Regions from separate parts of the Homo sapiens genome. Here region 1 is linked to region 2. Evidence: chromatin loops called from intact Hi-C (ENCODE). Cell type or tissue: PC-9. All regions are shown on one strand. Each heading gives the region's core, and the rest is flanking DNA. Links, peaks and the distances in the headings are about the cores only.

Evidence for each region. Hi-C counts contacts between places; a loop is a spot of excess contacts. Peaks named below come from ENCODE experiments on the same cell type or tissue, not always from the same donor. Only the 100,000 strongest peaks of a DNase experiment are listed, where the experiment ranks them.
Region 1: a loop joins it to region 2, with 3 times the contacts of the local background. A loop is called at or near these places in 5 of 110 quality-filtered maps.

The regions. Positions count from the first base shown.
Region 1 is chr4:139,983,908-139,994,867 of GRCh38, forward strand. All of the region lies in intron 1 of MAML3 (mastermind like transcriptional coactivator 3), which reads right to left. Among named protein-coding and RNA genes, the nearest start is that of MAML3-AS1, 140 kb to the right of the region's middle. In PC-9, for the core only: no CTCF peak of the experiment used is centred there; a DNase peak (open chromatin) is centred at 5,664; H3K27ac peaks cover 937 bases.
Region 2 is chr4:139,736,657-139,747,616 of GRCh38, forward strand. The region is part of intron 2 of MAML3 (mastermind like transcriptional coactivator 3); the gene reads right to left. It also overlaps a transcript of MGST2 not described here. Among named protein-coding and RNA genes, the nearest start is that of MGST2, 76 kb to the left of the region's middle. RefSeq lists an enhancer at 3,790-4,290. In PC-9, for the core only: no CTCF peak of the experiment used is centred there; no DNase peak of the experiment used is centred there.

The DNA of each region.
Region 1 (10,960 bases), core at 1,916-9,915, 250 kb after region 2:
AGGCACACAGTAGTTGGGTAAATGGATTTAACCAGGGCAGACTTTGCCAGTCAAGTTTAATGGAGGATAAGATGGGAGAGAATGTAATGGGTAGACATACAGATGCAATTATAATAATGGACCCTGAGATCTGAGTTGGTTTAAGAGGGAAGTAATGTATCAGGAAAACACGGTGGGGTCCACAGATGGGATGAGTTTTGATAAAGTCAGGAAGTGGGGGCCAGAACAGGAGGTGGCACTGGAGTAGTGGGCTACTTGAAGGTAAGATCAGTTATTGCTGATGACAGGTCAACAGTGTGGCGTTGAGAATAGATGGTTCGCATGGGGTGGAGGAGAATATATTGCAAATGCGGAGATCAAGAAGCCACAAAGCCATGAAAATAGATGGATGGTGATATCATCAAATATATTGACAGGGGTTGAGATGGAAAGAAAAGGATAGTAACCAAGGTGCTAAAATTAACTGTAAATGGGGAGGAGTAGCCAGAGGATTCATACATATTTTAACAAGCATGGATACCAATTTCTGTGTTCCTTGCTTTGTATGAAAAAGTCAACATACCTAATTTTCAGACATGATTAGGCATCCACTTATTATAGCATAGCCTACACAAAAGAGGATCACAAGACAAGGTTAAATACTTTGCTCCTACTCTTTCAAATATACTATTTAGATAGTGTATCAGAGTTCTCTAAAAAAACAGAACCAACATGAGATTTATTTTAAGGAATTGGCTCATGCGACTGTGGGGGCTGGCAAGTCTGAAATTTGTAGGGCAGGCCAGCATGCTGAAAACTCAGGCAGGATTTTATGCTTCAGTCTTGAGACAGACTTTCTTTAGTTTTTGCTCTTGAGGCCTTCAGCTGATTGGATCAGACCCACCCAGATATCCCTGGGTAATCTCCTTTATTTCAAGTGAACTGGCTAGTGATGTTAACCACATTACAAAATACCTTCACAGCAACAGCTAGGTTAGTGTTTGATAAGTAACTGAGCAGTATAGCTCCATCAAGTTGACACATAAGACTAACCATCACAGATGGTATAAATGGAACAGCAAACACAGAACAAGACAGCTGTTGCAGCTTTCTGCAATTTAATATGGCAAATATAGATTCTGGCAGTTTTTGATTAGAGGACATTCATTATGACATGGAAACACCACTAGATTATATTTTCCTATACACAAAAGTTAGCTTTTCTTTAGCATAGTAAGACATCCTCAAAGACTATCTCTGAAAGTTTTAAAAACAGGCCAAGCTGACAGAGTTTTAAAACTTTCCTAAAAGGTGACAGGTATTAGCACAGCACAAGCCAAGTCTAGAAGTAATAAAGTTGATCTTTCTTACAGGCAACTATTTTAGTTTTCAATGCCAATGACTCAAGAGTGAGCGTAGGAACATAACCCCAGACACAGAAGGAAAACCTGATCATGACCATGGAGCAGAGTTCTGGAGGAGGAATGCTCAAATCTTAAAGAGCTTCAAATCATAAAGTACATCACATGTTGGCCAATAAGCAGAAGGATTATTACAATAATCTATGCAACAACTGAAGTCTCACTGTATACAACAAAAGGTCAGTGCCTTTAGGTGTGCAAATTTATTTCCTTGAGCTAAAATAGATTGTAAGCAACAGTGAAACTTGCCCAACTAACTTGTGAATCACTTAAACCAGCTGTTTATGTCATTTAGCTAAGTAGCCCCAAATAAGGAATGCATAGATTCCTTATTTAGGGATTAATCTTAACAAAGATTAAGATTCTGTGCTGTTTAGGGATTGCCCTGTGAAGGGAGGTGCCCATGGAAAGGCTCCTTCAGAGGCACCACACACATGGCCATATTTGCCCTAGCCTGTGGGGAATTAGCTAGAATTCTACCATGTGCTACAGACACCAGGGAGAGTTTAAGCAAACCACACCAGAAGAGGAAACAAAGATCTCCAATGAGACCCTAATAGCAATTTCATTAAATAAATTTTGGAATGCAATCTCTTCAAGAGTGGCTATGGAAACAGACCAGATCTCTTTGCTGTCTCTGAGGCCATGCCTCGTCATTCTCTTCTCAACTTCACTCCTGCTGGCTTCCCAAGTTCACTAGGAGCATCCTCTTTTGCAGATATCTAGCCCTCATTATGTTTCTTCCAGCTCTATGGAAAGCAGGGTCAGGATAAGCAGAAGAGCAGACCAGCATGTGCTTTCTGCCTCCCATGGCTCTCATTGTTTCCTATGGACTGATAAATACAAACGGGTTTTTTCCGAGTTTCGTTGTGGACAGGGTCATCCCTTGTCATCAGAGTGCTGTCACACGTAGTAGTCATTTGTTTATTCTTCTTCTTTCAGCTGTCCTCCTCCTCCTCCTATTATGTTCTTGCTTGGGCTGAGTATCACAGTTCCTTAGCAAACATCAGGGACAGGCATATTTGCCAAGATCCAAGGATAAAGCATTTTGGAAGAAAGCCGAGAAAATGGTGTAGCCACTGAATTTCTGCTTCTTTTTATTTAACAGAACTACAGAACTACTTTTAGTCATTATCACTGGATTAAACACACACAAAACTGATTAGTTCTGGTTGTTATTCATTATTCTCCCACTTCTTGTTTCTAAAAAATCAGCATTACAAACAACTCTCCAGGATCTTATTCCAATCAACCTATCTCAAGTCTTACAATTAATATTCCTAATATAACCACTACACTGTTCGACTTACTTTTTTTTTTTTTAAGCAATGAAAACCAATGCCAATGAATCATGAATCTCTACAAAAATAGAGGCCAAAGAGGTGAACCGGAGAGCAAACTTGACATTGGAAAGCAAGAGCCTCCCTTGCCTTCCCCTGTTCACTAAAGCCAGTGGCTCTGGTTAACGCAGGAAACACAGTAAATACACAGTAAATTGTACACACAAAGCAGCCATCGGCAATTTGCCTGGTGGGGTTGGATAGCATGTGGCTGATAGGTCTCAGGAGATGAGGAACAAACAGCCATGATGGATTAAGTGATTGCTATTGGCTGTGTGCTTGCCCTGAATATTTCACCATGGACAGTAATCAATTACTAGAGACCAGTAATGATACCAATCAAATGCACTTAGCACTTCTGCACTATCAACCTGAGGGCTGCCGACCTGCCACTTAGAAAAGGTTTGGGCTGTGTGAGAAACGATCTGTGAGCTAGCCACTGTTCCCACTGTAGACCAGGCAGAAAAGCAGGCTGCTTTTTCTTCGTGTTAAAAAGATAAATGGATAAATTAGCCACTCACCTGCCCTACATTAAGGTTTATTTTAAAACAAGCAATAGTATCCCTCTCCCTCACTCCCAGAGGGAGGACAGTTTATAAATATTTTGGCATCATACGACGTCTCCTGGTCAGCAGTTTTTTGAAAGCAAACAGCCTCAAAGAAAATGACTGGGCAGAGGCCATGGTAAGGCAGAAAAACAGATGTCGATTGTTTCTGAATACTGCTGGTCACCATAGCATTGGGTTGTTATGATGTCACTTCTCATCTTTTTGTTCTGTGGTGGGAACGCCGTGCGTCATCACTGAATGTTCAGAATGCCTCTATCTTATGCCGTTCTTTATGGTGTCCATGAGAAGTTGAAAAAGAAAAATCAGCCTCTCTGTGTTTCTAGCATGTCAAAATATAAACCTGTTCCTTCTCTTCTTGGGGTGTGGCATCTTTGTTCTCCCTGCGGTCATCTCCATTTAGAAGATGATACTGTGTGGGAGTTCTCGGCATGAATCACAGAGCTGTCAGTACGTGGAGTCTGGTGCACCTTCCCGCCTGGCCACTTTGTTCAGCACAAGTCTTTCATGAAACAGTGGACTGTGGCTGGGCCCCGTGGCTCACACCTGTAATCCCAGCACTTTGGAAGGCCGAGGCAGGTGGATCACCTGAGGTCAGGAGTTCGAGACCAGCCTAGCCAACATGATGAAACCTTGTCTGTACTAAAAATACAAAAAAATTAGCCAGGCATGGTGGCGGGCACCTGTAATCCCAGCTACTTGGGAGGCTGAGGCAGGAGAATCGCTTGAACTCAGGAGGTGGAGGCTGCAGTGAGCTGAGATCATGCCACTGCACTCCAGCCTGGCAACACAGCAAAACTCCGTCTCAAAAAAAAAAAAAAAAAAAAAAGGAAGAAAGAAGAAACAAGAAACAGTATAATCCTAGCACTTTAGTAGGCCGAGGCGGGCGGATCACCTGAGGTCAGGAGTTCAAGACCAGCCTGGCCAACATGGCGAAACCCCATCTCTACTAAAAATACAAAAATTAGCCGGGCCTGGTGGTGTGTGACTGTAATCCCAGCTACTCGGGAGGCTGAGGCAGAAGAAACACTGAATCCTGGGAGGCAGGGGCTGCAGTGAGCCAGGATCGCGCCACTGCACTCCAGCCTGGGCGACAGAGTGAGACTCCGTCTCAAAAAAAAAAAAAAAAAAAAAAAAGAAACAGTGAACTGTCCCACCATTACTACTTTGAAGGACTTTTAGGCTTAACAATAATGGGAACTAATTGAAATGGGGGAAACGCCTTAGAAGAGTTGTCCCACACTTAATCCTTGAGGTGTATTTTTTGCTGGGTTTTAACAGTTTTTCCAGACAAGCAAAAATTCCCGTTTCATGAGCTGGAGAGCACAGAAAAGTCTAAGTTCATTAAACGGTGCCATCCAACTGCCATTTACAGATCACTTCAGTTCTTTAGTTGTCCCATCGTAAACTTATATACAACAGGGACAGGAAGGGGCAAAAGAGGGCATTTAAGAGAGTAGAAATATTTGCATCTTGACTGGGGTGGTGGTTATAAGGGTGTATGCATTTGTCAGAACTCAAACTGTGTACTTAAAATTGGTGCATTTGTTGTATGTAAACTTCATCTCAATAAAATTGAGGTTAAACACTCTGGACTAACAAGCAACTCCCAATTAACAAGCAAGATCACTGGCTGAGGAAGTGAGAAGGACGTGTCCTTATCTTACTTACCCCTGTTAAACAGGGGGCAATCACTTTCAAATACCACACATTCCTGAAGGAATCACCCTGCTCTACCCCTGCTCAGCATCATTGATGGAAGTGACTGCTCACTGTTGAACCTGCTTCTTCTCTTGATTCCTCGCAGAGGCAGCTGCTGGCTACAGACTTACTAAATTGCAAGTCGCCTCAGTTGGCAGAACTGCCCCTTCTCGACGATTTATAAACTCTGTCCATCGAGAGCACACTCCAGAGACAGGGCTCTGGACGGGACAGAAGCAGGAATCTTGGCCAAGGATACAAAGCTTCCAGAACTACCAAAGGCATTGTCCGCCAATAAAATACCACTCTGAATGGACTCATTCATGTCCCATTAACAAAAGTGTTGCTAATAATAGGTGCCACCTTACTTATGCTACAAGGGCACTGTAAGAATTAATGAAATAATGAGGTCTCTGGAGCACTTGCCCAGAGAGGCGGCCAGGAAAATCAGAACCATCGGCCTCCCCTGCGGCAGCATCTAAGGATGAAACACGCCCGACGGCTTCTGCTGCCTTCTGCCTGATCTTCCTCCCTATTACCCGTATCATGCAAATCTGGACAAAGTTTTTGTTGAACTTGCCACTGAATGTGTCTAACCTTTCAGCTCAGCCATCTTCAGTGTGGGATGCTATGACTCACGGTCCATGAGTCATGGAGCCCACAGGAATCACAGTGAAGCCCAGAAATGCTGCCTGCTTCCTATCCCACATGCAACACCAAGCCATTGGTGAAAAGCCTCCTCCTGTTTGTCTTCCTACCCAGGTGTTTTTGTCAGGCTACCCTTCTTCACTGAAAGCCAAGGCCTTTAAAGGATTGGATAGCAGCAGGGAACACGTGAATATATTCATGCCGTAGCCAGTAATTTAACAATTTTATTCATCCAGTCTCTGCCCTTGGTACCACTGCTGACCCCTGCACCCCACCACACACAAACAAACACACACACACACACACACACACACACACACAGAGAGAGAGAGAGAGAGAAAGAGAGAGAGAGAGATTCACTTCCATCACTTCCAGAATAATTTAAATATTTTAAATATTAAGTATCTTTAAAGTATATTGTCAGGTAAAAGAAAAAAATCAGGACTGTAAGAAAAGAAATAGGATGGAATCAGAAGAAATTAATTGTTTTGTTTTGACAAAGTAATCTTGATTTTTTTCACTTTTCACATTTTTCAGAGTCTGAAGTATTGCTGACTACAACCTCTATAGAGTCATACAGACAACCTCACTATAGAGAAATCTTTACATTTACTTGAGAGGCTTAAAATAACATGTAAGAAAATGAAGTGGGCTTCATTCCTGGGATGCAAGGCTGGTTCAATATACGCAAATCAATAAATGTAATTCAGCATATAAACAGAACCAAAGACAAAAACCACATGATTATCTCAATAGATGCAGAAAAGGCCTTTGACAAAATTCAACAACTCTTCATGCTAAAAACTCTCAATAAATTAGGTATTGATGGGACGTATCTCAAAATAATAAGAGCTATCTATGACAAACCCACAGCCAATATCATACTGAATGGGCAAAAACTGGAAGCATTCCCTTTGAAAACTGGCACAAGACAGGGATGCCCTCTCTCACCACTCCTATTCAACATAGTGTTGGAAGTTCTGGCCAGGGCAATTAGGCAGGAGAAGGAAATAAAAGGTATTCAATTAGGAAAAGAGGAAGTCAAATTGTCTCTGTTTGCAGATGACATGATTGTATATCTAGAAAACCCCATCGTCTCAGCCCAAAATCTCCTTAAGCTGATAAGCAACTTCAGCAAAGTCTCAGGATACAAAATCAATGTACAAAAATCACAAGCATTCTTATACACCAATAACAGACAAACAGAGAGCCAAATTATGAGTGAACTCCCAGTCACAATTGCTTCAAAGAGAATAAAATACCTAGGAATCCAACTTACAAGGGACGTGAAGGACCTCTTCAAGGAGAACTACATACCACTGTTCAATGAAATAAAAGAGGATACGAAGAAATGGAAGAACATTCCATGCTCATGGGTAGGAGGAATCAATAACACGAAAATGGTCATACTGCCCAAGGTAATTTACAGATTCAATGCCATCCCCATCAAGCTACCAATGACTTTCTTCACAGAATTGGAAAAAACTACTTTAAAGTTCATATAGAACCAAAAGAGAGCCCGCATCTCCAAGTCAATCCTAAGCCAAAAGAACAAAGCTGGAGGTATCACGCTACCTGACTTCAAACTATACTACAAGGCTACAGTAACCAAAACAGCATGGTACTGGTACCAAAACAGAGATATAGATCAGTGGAACAGAACAGAGCCCTCAGAAATAAAGTCGCGTATCTACAACTATCTGATCTTTGACAAACCTGAGAAAAACAAGCAATGGGGAAAGGATTCCCTATTTAATAAACGGTGCTGGGAAAACAGGCTAGCCATATGTAGAAAGCTGAAACTGGATCCCTTCCTTACACCTTATACAAAAATTAATTCAAGATGGATTAAAGACTTAAACATTAGACCTAAAACCATAAAAACCCTACAAGAAAACCTAGGTCACCAAACTATTTCTAATAATCATGAATCAACATGTGCTGAAAAGATGTTGAATAAGAATAGTATTTACTAACTTTAAATGGTAATACTAATATCATTTAATACATATTTCCAACATAAATCTTGTTCTTGAAAATATTATTATTGAAGGTTAAAAAGTTACTTCTGTGCCAATAGATTTTCTTTTGAAAAAAATTGTTTTACTGAGGTAAAATTTACATATAAAGTCCACCAGGTCAGATGCAGTGGCTCACACCTATAATCTCAGAGCTTTGGGAGGCTGAAGCAGGGGGATCATTGAGCCCAGGAGGTCAAGGCTGGAGTGAGCCATGATCATGCCACCGTACTTCAGCCTGGGTGACAGAGCAAGATCCTGTCTCAGAAAAACAACAACAACAAACCATCTATTTTAAGTATATAATTAAAAAAAAAATTTCAAGTGTACAATTCAATACATTTGAGAGCTTTGCAATCATCACCACAATCCAGTTTGAGGACACTTCCATCACTTCAAAAATGTCTCATCATGCCTGTTAGGGTCAATTTCCACTCCCACAACCAATACAAAGCAGCCCCAGATCAACTTTGTGTCTCCACAAATCGGCCTTTTCTAGACATTTCACACAATTGGAATCATATAAATGTAGTTTTTTGTATCTGGATTCTTTTAACTAGCATAATTTTGGGGGGTATCCATCTTGTAGCAGGCATTGAGTTCCTTATAACTGCTGTGAAGTACTCCATCATATGGCTGTATCATATTTTATTTACTAGTTGATGGACAACTTGGCTTGTTTCCAGTTTTTAGCTAAGAATGATTCTGTTATGAACATTTGTGTATGTTTCTGTGTGGCTATATTTTCATTTCTCCTGGATAGATTCCTTAGAGTGTCATGGCCTTAGAGTAGCATGGCTGATCCACACGGTTAAGTTTTCCTTAGAGTTTAAAGACGTTGTCACTTTTTTTTCCCAAAACGGCTGTGCCATTTTACACTCCCAACAGTAATATATGAGAATTTCAGATTCCACACTTTTACCAATACTTGTTATTGTGTGTCTTTTTTTGTTTTGTTTTTGTTTTTTTGAGATGGAGTCTCACTCTGTTGCCGGAGTGCAGTGGTGCGATCTCAGCTCACTGCAACCTCTGCCTCCTGGGTTCAAGTGATCCTTCTGCCTCAGCCTCTCGGGTTCAAGTGATCCTTCTGCCTCAGCCTCCTGAGTAGCTAGGACTACAGGCATGCACCACCATGCCCAGCTAATTTTTTGTATTTTTAGTAGAGACGGGGTTTCACCATGTTGGCCAGGATGGTCTTGATCTCTTGACCTTGTGATCTCCCCACCTCGGCCTCCCAACCTGCTAGGATTACAGGCGTGAGCCACCGCACCGAGCCTATTTTGTGTCTTTTTAAATACAGCCATTCCAGTGGTGTGAAATTGTGTCTCCTTGGATTTTAATTCACATTCCCGTAACTAGTAATATTGAGCACATACTTCATGTTTATCTGTTTTGGTGAAATGTCTATTTAAATCTTTTGCTCATTTCTAATTGAATTGTTTATATTCTAATATTTGGCTGCAAGAGTGTTTAAAATATAGACATACAGGGCCAGGCACAGTGGCTTATGCCTGTAATCCCAGCACTTTGGGAGGCTGAGGCGGGCAGATCTCTTGAAGTCAGGAGTTGGAGATCAGCCTGGCCAACAGGATGAAACCCCATCTCTAGTAAAAATACAAAAATTAACCAGGCATGGTGGCACACCCCTGTAATCTCAGCTGCTCGGGAGGCTGAGGCAGGAGAATCGCTTGAACCCAAGAGGTGGAGGTTGCAGTGAGCTGAGATGGCACCACTGTACTCCAGTCTGGGTGACAGAGTGAGACTCCATCTCAAAAAAAAAAAAAAAATAGACATACATATATACACACATATATTACATAGATACATTCTGGATAAAAGTCCTTTATCAGATATATAATTTGCAAACATTTTTCTCCCAGTATGGTTCTTTTCTTTTCTTTTCTTTTTCTTATCTTTTCCTTTTCTTAATCTCCTCTTCTGATACTCAAAAGTTCTTAATTTTGGCCTGGCGCAGTGGCTCACTCCTGTAATCCCTGCACTTTGGGAGGCCGAGGAGGGTGGATTGCCTGAGGTTGGGAGTTCGAGACCAGCCTGGCCAACATGATGAAACCTCGTCTCTACTAAAAATACAAAAAAATTAACTGGGTGTGGTGGCGGGCACCTGTAATCCCAGCTACTCAGGAGGCTGAGGAAGGAGAATTGCTTGAACCTGGGAGGCGGAGGTTGCAGTGAGCTGAGATCGTGCCACTGCACTCCAGCCTGGGCAACAAGAGCAAAACTCTGTCTCAAAAAAAAAAAGTTTTTAATTTTTATAAAGTCCAACTTACCGATTTTTCTTGTACAGATTACACTTTTGGTGTTGTATCTAAGAATTCTTTGCCAAAACCCAGGTAACAAAGATTTTCTTCTATGATTTTAGATGTTTCATAGTTTTAACTTTTACACTGAGGCCAAATATACATTTTGAATTAATTTTTGTGTTTCATGTGACATGGGGGTCTACTTTTTTTGTAATGTGGATATCCAATTGTTCCTGATGAAAGACAATAGTTTTCTCCATTGTATTGTCTTGGCATCTTTGCTGAAAACCAACTGACCATAATATAAGCATTTATTTCTGGACTCCCAAAATTCTGTTTCATTCCAATCCATGAACTGGAATGTCTCTCCATTTACTAAGATCTTTTATTTCTCTCAGTCATATTTTACAGTTTTCAGTGTATAAGTCTTACACTTCTATTGCTAACTTAGTCTTAAGTCTTTTCTTTTTAAATATTATTGGGAATGGAATTGGGTTCTTAATTTAACTTTCAGATTGTTTGTTCTTTATAATAGAAATGCAGCCAGGTGCAGTGGCTCACGTCTGTAACCACAGCACTTTGAGAGGCTGAAGCAGGAGGATTGCTTGAGGCCAGGAGGTTGAGACCAGGCTGGGCAACATAGCAAGACTCCATCTCTAAGAAGAAAAATTGGTGGAGTAAGGTGGTGCATGCCTGAAGTTCTAGGTACTTGGAAGGCTGAGGTGGGAGGATCACTTGAGCTCAGGAGTCTGAGGTTACTGTGAGCTATGATTGTGCCACTGCACTCCAGCCTGGGCAACAGAGAGACACCCAGTCTCTAAATTAAATGAATGAATTAATTAATTAATAGAAATGGAACGTTTTTGTATATTAATCTTGTATCTTGCAATTTTGTTTAACTCACTTATTAGTTTTAATTGGTGGTGGTGGTGGTGCTGGTGGGGGGTGTGTGTGTGTGTGTGTGTGTATGTGTATTCCTTAAAATTTTATACATACAGGATCAAGTCACCTGTGAATAAACTTTCC
Region 2 (10,960 bases), core at 1,904-9,903:
GTTCTCAAAGTGTGGTTCCAGGATCAAATGCATTAGTCCCCACCTGGGAGCTTGTTAGAAATGCAAATTCCCAGGCTCCCCTCTAGGCCTCCTGAATTAGAACTTTTGGGGGTGTTTTAACAAGCTCTCCAGGTGGTTACGATGTCCCATAGAGAATCATTGGGGCAAATAATCCTGTGCCCTGATTAGATTGCAAAGCTGCACTTTCAAAAGCAAGTCAGGGTGCTGAGTTGCTTAGTTTCTATTGCAAAATTTCCTGCTTTGGAACAAAATTTTCAAAATTTTCAGAGGGTTGCTCAGGCCAGTGATGTTTGCAATGCAAACCCAAGAATTCTGAAAGGAGCCCATGGCTGAAAGGAGCCAATTCTTCCAGGACGGACTACTCCAGTTGCAACTGTGCTGTGGAGGCTGAGGAGCATCCATGACTGAGGAAGGGCGAGTCCCCTATAATGCCCTTGCTAAGGGGAGCATCAGACATCCCTAGACTTACAAGTCCCTCGTGTAATAAGGTGAACTATGGAAAGCTATGATTTGAGGAAAGTTCCCTCTGATTGAAAGAGTTCTTCAAATATGAAGAATGTAACACTTATGGGGCACCTACTCATTGCAAAACACTCTACTAGGGGCTTTCACCTGTATGTTTAACTCATTTTGTTGATTTTTTTTTTTTAAGCCCAAATTTCTGAGAGGTTAAGGAACTTGTCTGGTGGTGGCGTCTCTGGGATTCTGACTTTTCCACTGACCATAACATGCATCTGGTCTAAATTGAGCGGACCACCCAGGAGGATGTTGGAATAAAAAGAAATGGGAAGGGGGTGGGGAGAGGAATGGGCATAGAATAAAAAGGTAGAAACCCTTGGGATCAAAGGATGCAACTGAAAGAGCACCAAAATATGCATCATTTTTTTTAATATGTTGTCTGGTACCCAAAATTGGGATGCCTCTGTGGTATCAACTTTGACATTTAAAGAAAGGGCATAAGATTAGATCATTCAACCATAAGTGGAAGGAAGAAACAAAATAAAATAAAACCTTACAATTCCCTTTGAAGTTGATCAGGTGTCAAGGCAGTGATTTGGTTTTCTTTTACAAACTTTCTTTTTCCAGAAAAATTTTTACTGTGGGTTTGGAGAGGTGTTTACAATAAATTCATAGCAGAGCTCCAAAAGGGCCCACCCCATCTAATATCCTCTGTCTCAGCAGATTATTGAAGAAGATTGGATTAAAAGGTTTGTTTTGTGATGTGTGATGGTTGTGTCCCCAAGATGATTGAGTTTGAGGCAGAGTTCATCAATTTAGGAGGCTTATCACTGAAGCAGCAATAACTTGGGGCCCAATGCGAAGGCTGCTAAATGGGTCCAGCAAAGCTCTTGGTTCAGCTTCTAGAAAGGAACAGTGTACATTGGGGGAACCCCACAGGCCTGGGTAGAAACTCAGCTCCACCATGGGCCCAGTGACTGGCACATAACAAACAGCTTGTGGTTGTTATTCTTACTGCCGAAACCTCTTGATCATGCAGGGCATCCTTCAGGGTGAGGGAAGTGCTGTGTTTCTGGTGCTAGCTTTAGCTCCTAAAATAAAGGGGAACAAGACTTGTCATGGTCAGGCCAGGCATGGTGGCTCACGCCTGTAATCCCAGCACTTTGAGAGGCTAAGGCGGGTGGATCACCTGAGGTCAGGAGATCAAGACCAGCCTGGCCAACATGGTGAAACCCCATCTCTACTAAAATACAAAAATTAGCTGGGCTTGGTGGCGTGTGCCTGTAGTCCCAGTTACTCAGGAGGCTGAGGCAGGAGAATTGCTTGAACCTGGGAGGCGGAGGTTGCAGTGAGCCGAGATTGCACCACTGCACTCCAGCCTGGGCACAATACAGCGACACTCTGTCTCAAACAAACAAAAAAAAGGTCTTGGTCCCCATTATTTTAGGAGCTAAATGCTTAATTGATAGGGCAATTACTTAAAAAATATACATTTTGCCGATTCCTTCCTCTGCTGCCCAATTGCTGGGGAACATTTGAAAAACAATGCAGAAAAGTATAGATAGAAAAAAAGGTACAGAGAAAAAAAAATGCAGAAAAGTATAGATAGAAAAAAAGTATACAGAAAAAAGCTAACACTCATTTTTTACACTCAAAGGTAACCACTGTTAATATTTTGATGTGTTTTTATATTTCCTCCTAGTTTTATCCCAGATGCAATAACATATTTTTATGCTTATGATCATGGTATATACACAATTACACACACCTACTGATTCTTAACTAAGTAACATGGGAGAGGTAGAAGCTTCTAACTTTCCAAGTGCTTCCAAGTGATCATTTCCTGGCAGGATGATATCCTTATGGCATCCTTCCTGGCAAGGCTTTTAAGCTCCTTTGGGACCAAGACTATGAGTCTTCCCAGTATCCAGCACAGAGCTAGGGCCACAGCTGCAGCAAAATACAGATTTACTGAACTCAACTGACTAATTGGCTGGGATGAATTCTAGCCTAAACCAACATCAGGTATAACTGGAGATGACAAAATGATGGCCCTATAATGGACAGCTTCTCCGAGCTCCTGAGCTGACCCTCTGCTGAATGTTAAAGAAAGGGTTAAAGTTGGCAGTCCAGTGCTAAATGTGAGAATGCCACCAGCCACAGGAAGGTCAGCCTTTCAAGGCCCTTTTTTGCAGGGATAAAAGCAACAAAAATACCATTTGTCCTTATCAGTGCTTTGAACATAGTTACCATAAGTCCCTCCAATGGAAACACAACTTTGAGAGTTATGCTTTTCGTCTGCCTTTGATGTAAGTTATAGAGTCCTTTTGATCCCTTTCTTGTGATTAATTCCACCACCAAAGCAATTCTACATTGGTTAAAAGTTCATTAGTGTACAACAATAGAAGCTTGATTAAATAAATTATGGTACATCCATACCATGAATACTAGGCAGCCAATAAAAATCATGCCTCCTTAGACTATCTAATCACATAGGAAAAAGCTTACCATATATAGTTAAGAAAGGCAGGGGAGGAAAGCAGTTTTTTTTTTTTTTTCTTTTATGTCCTCAGGTGTTAAAACTAAAAAAAAAAAAAGAAAAAAGCAGTTTCTAAAAACACTAGCCACTGGATAGTCTTGTTAGACAAGAATTATAAGGGATTTTTATTTTTATACTTTTTCAAATTTTATATTATGAATATATATTACTTTTAGTATTATTTTTAAAAGCTTGTTAAGAATAAGGCTAAACTATTATGGAATGAAATGTAGAGTTCAAGAGGGGCCCAGGTTATGTCTGGGACCTGGACTATTTCTCCCTGAGCCCACCTTACGCTCTAGAGGGTGTAACAGACATGCTTAAGTGGCAGGTCCCCTTTTAAAACCTGTACATGGCTTCCACAACTGGGCTTGGATACAGGTTCAGCAACTAGGTCGGCTTTACATTGCTGCCACAAAGAGCTCCTAAGTCCCAGAGGAAGGGTACTGACCATCTTCCAAGAATTCTTTGGTCTACCTGGACAAGCCTGCTCTCTGTGGCACCACCCAGCTCTCTGTGGCTTTTCTCTGTCTTAGGCTTGAAGCCACAGTGCATGGCCAGAACCAGCCAGACCTTTGGAGTTCAAGAACTCGAGAGGTGGGTGAAAACTGCCATTGCCTCCACAGACTGTCTTCTCCGTGGAAAGAAGACCTGAGTCACCAGGGCTGGGAAACCTGCACCACTGAGACGAGCACAGCCTCTGCCGGCATGCAAGTGGCCGCTGTCAGGACACATGGACTGAAAGTGGTTTGTCAGCTGCTCCATTAGGTTTTTTTTACCCATATGTTTGCTACCTTTCTTTCCTTGATTTAAAAATAGGGAGGGGGAGCAGTCTCAGCTGTCTTCAGCTGCTAGGGAGATTTTTTTCCCCCTCCTGAGCTACTGTTTCCCCCAACCCGAGCCTTTCTCTCTTATTGTACCCACCCTTTCTGATGAAGTCATCAAAGCAAAGATTGCATAACTGATGCATAGGCCTATCTTGTGTTATACTGGGAGACAGGCCAATGTTTCCATTAATAGACAAGAGCACCACCACGCTGCCAAATGGAGCTCTCTGCTGCAACCACTACAAGACAGGAAGAAGGGAAGGGAAGGGAAGCTGAGTGCTCAGGGCATGCTGTGGAGGGAAGGCGAGGGCACTTCCCGCCGTCATCTCCAGAACCGCCACAGCCTTGGGAGGGGGGCTGAGAGAGATCAGTGCTGACTGCCTGAGAAGAGGCCTTCCACAAGCTGCCTTTCTGGTGTCCCCATGTTCTTCCTTCCTTCCTTCCAGAGGCCGTGAGAGGGAGGGCCCGTGTCAGCCTGCTCTGCCGGTTTCCCGACTGCTGAACCTGTCTGTGGGAAGCTGGGTTTGACTATGTGATGCTGAGGCTCTGAGAGGAGGGCTACCCTTTTCCCCACCCTCGGCCCCCATTCCTATGAGTAGAAGCCTGCCCAGCTGCGGTGGTGGGGTTTGAGGAGGCTAGGACTTAGAGCAGGGAAAAACAAGGAAGCAGAATGAAAAACAGAAACACTTAGAAATCTGGGATTGGTACTTCTCCTTATGTAAAGATTGTGGCTGACGACCAGCTTCTTAGAGGAAGCAAGTCTAGGAGAAGGGCTCATACCTGGTCCGTGAGGGCCTATGGGGGATCAGGGCATAAGACCACCTGACCCTGGGCCTTGCATCCACAAGAACCTTGAGTTTAGATTTTTAGACATATTCTTCGAACAAGGTTTTACATATATAGTCACTGAGAAATCCTGAGAGGATTGAAAAATAGCATCTATTTTACAGCTTTAAATTGTGCCCTGAGCTGAGCGTGGTGGCTCATGCCTGTAATCCCAGCACTTTGGGAGGCTGAGGTGGGAGGATTGCTTGAGTTCAGTTCAGGACCAGCCTGGGCAACAGCAAGACCTCATCTCTACTAAAAATAAAAAAATTAGCTGGGCATGGTGGTGTGCACCTGTAGTCCCAATTACTCAGGAGGCTGAGGTGGGAGGATCGCTTGAGCCTGGGAGGTTGAGGCTGCAGTGAGCTGTGATTGTGCCACTGCACTCCAGCTTGGGTGACAGAGTGAGACCCTGTCTCAAAAAAAATTCTGCCCTGTTATTAGATCGGGCTGCTCTAAGTCCATTATCAATTAACATTCTTTATATGTCCTGTGTTTATCTTGTGCACGGTATAATTGCCCTATGCTGTATTTTTTAAAATAAAAACATTGCATTTTTAAAACGCCCTATTGTCATTTCTTCATTTTGTAAATATACCTGGGCACTCCAAAAAATAGAAATGGCTCAGGTATTTTCTTAACCTTGAAAGACTTGGAGACACACGGGCATAAAAATAAGTTTTAGAAAGAATATAGCACTCAAAGAGGTCTAACACAGCCCTTGACTCCACGCCACACATACACATGGTAACCTGGATAAAGGAATCTGGAAACAATGAGAAATCATCCTCTCTACAGATCTTAAACTTTTCTTTTCTTTTCTTTTTTTTTTTTTTTTTGAGAGAGAGTCTCGCTCTGTCAGCCAGGCTGAAGTGCAGTGGCACAATCTCGGCTCACTGCAACCTCCGCCTCCCGGGCTCAAGCAATTCTTCTGCCTCAGCCTCCCTAGTAGCTGGGATTACAGGCGTGTGCCACCACGCCCGGCTAATTTTTGTATTTTTAGTAGAGGCAGGGTTTCACCGTGTTGGCCAGGCTGGTCTCAAACTCCTGACCCCAGGTAATCTGCCCGCCTTGGCCTCCCAAAGTGCTGGGACTACAGGCGAGAGCCACCGCACCTGGCCGTCTTAAACTTTTCACTCTTTAATCAGAACTCTTCTTGGGAAGCATGATTCAGCAGTGCTTGGCTTATAGTAGGCGCTCATAAAGGTTTGCTCTTAGTATCGTCCCTATTAATAATGAGGAAGTTAGAAACTTTAGGTGGGGCCTATATTTTCAGCTCAGATTTTGTTGGTTCTTAACGGTCACATCAGTTCCTCAGCTGTGTAAAGGAAAACATCCCTGTTTACAAATGACCACTTTTGCTTAGGATAAAAGTTAAGTTGGTAGCTAAATATGAAATGAGACCCTAGAATAAACATTCTTTATACGTCTTGTGTTTATCCTGTGCACAGTATAATTGCCCTTGGGAAGTTGATGGGAAACTTTTAGTGAGGAATAAATCCACCTTTTTGACTATAACAATAGAGGCCTTCAAAGATGGAGGTTATGCACCAAGTATTTTTTGCCACCTATCCCTTCTAAAAGCATAAATATTTTTGCTTAAACATCTGGGATGTAGCACCAGTTTCCTAATTTCTTTCCACCAGAAACTGAAGCCAAGTCTGACCTCCTTACCATGATATCCCCTCAAATGCCCACTACCACCCCCTCATTTTTCCCCAAAAGCTTTCTGGGGTAATTTCTCCTCTAGCTAGTTGACTTCATACCCACCTTCACTCTGCTTCCCAGATCCAGGCAGGCTGCTTTACAGCATAACCACGATTCACATATACACGTCTCCACCTAAAGTTACACGCCTCCTTTAAGAGCTGCTGCAACCATTACCACTTCTCTCCAAGGTGACTGCTTGTGGGAGGATAACAGCAGAACAGGAGGGGCAGGGTGATTAATGCTGGAGTAGGACAGGGAGATCTAACCTGCTGTTCAGGAGACTTCTCAACCTGAGAAAGCTTCCCGGACACTAGGGATCCTGTTTCTGGTCTTCCTTCCCTTTGGACCATTTCTCTGATAGACACCGTTTCTTGTACTTTGGCCCAAATAATTACTTTCCCCTTTGTGTTTCTGTTTCCCTTTATCCTCTCCCCCATTTTAAGAATACACAATTTCTCAATCAGCAATTATTAAACCTTTCTCAAGTCAACCAAACCTTTTCTGGAAGCTGACACTAAATATACATGGCTGTAAACTTGCTGAGGAGTGGAGGAGGGGTGAGTGGGGATGACAAACCTGGAAACTGAACTTGAAATCTGTCTCAGATCCCAAGGATACCACACGGGGAAAAGCCAGCCAGTGTGAGATTCCTTTCTTTATTTTCCTTAGGTTCTCAGGGGATAATTTGTACTGAAGGTTACTTTCTATAGAAAGCCTTGAGAACACTACCTCTTAATCATATTTAGAAGCATATAAAAAAGGTCGACAAGGCCAATCTTGATTTCTTTTTTCTTTGATGTAGTCACAGAGAATTTTGAAGGAAAGATGGGGTCTCTGAGTCCCCATTAATAAATAAAAGTAAGTCCTCATGTACATTCATGTACAGGGTGCTGAGAGCTCACATGTGGAGGGGCCATCCCTATGGCCATAGAGTCCTGCCATGGTCATTGTCACTAACAGTTGTCACTGCTGTAGCAGGGTCCCAGTCACTCTTAGTACCTCTCAGAGGTTTCTTGGGGACACAGCCCAAATATATCCTGTAGTCAGATGCACAAACACCTTGGGTAGGAACCTAGAGAGGTCTGGAATACTCTGATTCACCTTCTGCTAAGAGACTTAGATAAGGAAGGCTGACTAGGTCAGTTAAATTGATTGCCAGGGTGGCTGACCTAATAGAGGTTCAGGGATCTGGTTTGAGAACATGGAGCCTCAGACCCTTCCCTTCAAGCTGTGCAGCATTGCATATCCTTAGTGTCATTTTCAGTCTCAGCTTCCAGATCTTAGAGTTGATTTTTCTTAAAGAACACTCACAGCTAAAACAAACAAATAAAACAAATAAGCAAACAACCCACTTGCTTAATATGATATACCACCCCCCAGGAGCATGGGTTGTGGTTATAGCTTTGCTTGGGATTTTATGTGGAGTAAGTCACTGCATGGCTAACATGCAAATATTGCTCAGAAAACAAGTATACCTCCCCCTGAAGTCTGAGCACTAGAACACAATGTGTGGCGTGTATATTTTGCTATTAAAGTTTGCTTTCAATTTGAATATGCATCCCACTTTTTGAAAAACTTTTATTGCTCAAGGAGTCTGCACAGGCCCAGTACCCCAGCACAATGGCAGGGGCTATGGTGGGACTCTCAGACTCTCACTGCAGTGCAGCCACGGCCCCTGTCCTGGAGGGAGACTGAAATCCTAGTGCAGAGACAAGGTGCACTTCACGGAAAAGCTCAAAGATGACACCAGCTGGTCAAGAGGCAAGCTGTGTGGCGTGTGTTCTGTTTCCATTCGATTTCCATAGAGCCAGGCTGACCAGACCCGGGATGGGCAGAGTGGTGGCATGGCGTAGAAATAGGCCCAAATGTGGATACAAGGCACATGAGTTCTAGGCAGTGTTTGACCTGGGGCAAGTCACTGAACATTTCTAAGCTTCAGTATTCTCCTTTATGAAATGAGGAAGCCAGTCCAGGTAATCTCCAAGGTTTCTACTCGCTCTAACATTTCTCTGGTTCCACTTGGAAAGAGCTTCATGGATTAGCAGGGACTTGACTGAGAGCCTTGATGGAAGTGTAGATTTGGATTTGAGTGAGAAGAGAAGGAAGGAAGGAGAGCGGCCACCTGCAAGGAGGGAGGTGGCCACCCAAAGTTGGGGTGTTTGCTGGGATGTGTGAGAGGAAAGCTTCACAGGGTGGGACTGGCCATGGACAGATCTGCATGCAGGCAGATCCAGCCGACTCGACCACCGTCCATCAGGAGCCACAGCAGGTTCTTAAAGGGAATAAACGCTAAATGCATTACTTTAAGGAGATTAAGCTAGTGTCAGGTAAGCTAGTGTCAGATTAGAACAGGGCTGGATCTGGAGAAAAGTGGGCAGGAAGGGTTGGGAGGTAGCCATGGGGGTAATCCCATCAGGAGGTGAGGGGAAGCTGGCTGAGATTTGGCACTTGACTGTGGGAACTGAAAAAAGCCAAATGCACCTGCCAGGCATATTCCTGCAAGAATAAGAATTCTCATGTGCAAATATCTGGGGTCATTTTCCGGTCTGGGATCCCACCTCCTCCCACTCATTTCTCTTCTCTATTATTGTGCTCTGCCCAGTCCACATGGCTACCAGAAACCTGGCAGAGATATAGTGATCCCTGCTTTAAAATCAGGTAAAAATAATGCTAGTTTTTCTGGTCTTCCCTATTTTTAAAAAACTAAATTTATTTAAATGTGAATTTAGTATACAGGATTTTAAACATACCACCTGGTTTTTGACAGGGAGTAGAACAGTAGGTATATACTGTGAATATTTTCAAAGCCCTAACAATACATCCTGGGGATGGAGGAAAGATGGCAGGCAGTAACAGGAAATGTGACCACAACAACTTGGAGAAGAAGAAACCTTTTAGTTTTTGTGCTTCCTTAACTTGTTTCTCCAACTTTCTCCTGCTACTAAATGTTTCATTCACTCAACTTTTTTCAAGAAGTCCTGACAAGTAATAACGAAAGTTCTATGGTGGCCCAATTAAAGACTTTTCATGACAAGTAGACTTCATAACAAATGTGATAACTAAATATTTCCTAAGCATAAGCTCTCAGTTGGATTTTTTATTAAAAAGTCAGAAAATCACTCTCGGTCTTATTGCTAAATCTTGTTTGCAACAGAAATGGTATGTTATATTTTTGTAAGATAATTAACATGGCATGTATTCCACTAACCTTTTAAATCTGAACTAGAGATGGTAATAAGAATAATTTCTAACAAAATAATTCATCAGTACACAACCAGTTGGACTGTTGAAAATTTATGATTGAAGTTAAGAATACCTTGGTGGTTTCAGGTAAAAACATGTTTTATATCACCAACTTGGAGACTGAGTGTCTTCTCTGAAAAAAATGAAAAATCTTCCCTTTAAAAATTTTCCTACCCCTTATCAAGACAACAGAGGAGAAGCAGATACCCTGGTCCACAACACTCTGAAATTACCACTGGGCTCTGGAAAATGGATTGCTTCACCTATTTGTTCTGTCTTCTAATCCCAGGGAGGGGCTGCAAATCTCCCCATCTGTCTCTCTCGCTCTGCGGGCCCCTCGTTGCCATGGTCTTTCCCACAGTATCTAAAGGAACAAGATTCCGCAGACGTTTGACACTGGACCTCCGCAGGCAGCCAATTTGTTTTCCTTTCACCTCCCCCCTTCTCCTCCTCTCTCCCTTTCTAATATAGCATATTCTTTCTGTGCACCCACCAAAAGTAATGTGTCAAACTATGATTATGTTTTCTTTTATGAAACAAGTAGAAGAGAGACGGATTGCTTTCCTTCCTTTGATCAAGTAAAGGTAATAAAAAGCCTAGGGAGAATCGGGTGGGAGGGGGTTGCTGGCGTCTGCTGTCCTGGACTAGGCCAGCTTTTGTCGGGGGTTCATCTTAAGAAATTGTGGGCCACCGGCCGTGGCTTTCCCTCATGGCCCAAGGCTTGCAGCAATTGCTTCTCACTGTTCCTGTGTTTGGAACCTACTGAGTCTGTGCAGCCCTTAGTGGTTTTGTCTTGTGCTCTGGGAAAAGCAAAGGGGTTGAGGATGGAGGGAAGCCCTGTCCTCAGAATGTGCAGGGAAGTCAATCCTTAAATGATGGTTTCTGTAGGGTGGAAATACCAGTCTATTTGAACCCTTAAAGCTTATACCAAATCCACACCTTCTGCATCACTGAGGAAGGAAATGTAACTTGAGAGTTTGTGGCGCCGGTGGGAGGAGGGAGAAGAGTGCAGAGCGCGGGCAACTTTCCCCCACCTTTTAGACAGAAACTTTTCCTTTTAGCATCTGCATGCATCTCTTTAGTTAGAGAATGAATTCTAGGGGGAAGAACTTTAAAAATGTCTTCCTTGTAGGTCGGGCACAGTGGCTCACGCCTGTAATCCCAGCACTTTGGGAGGCCGAGGCAGGTGGATCACCTGAGGTCTGGAGTTCAAGACCAGCATGGCCAACATGGTGAAACCCCGTCTCTACTAAAAATACAAAAATTAGCCGGCTGTGGTGGTGTGTGCCTGTAATCCCAGCTACTTGGGAGGCTGAGGCAGGAGAACTGCCTGAAC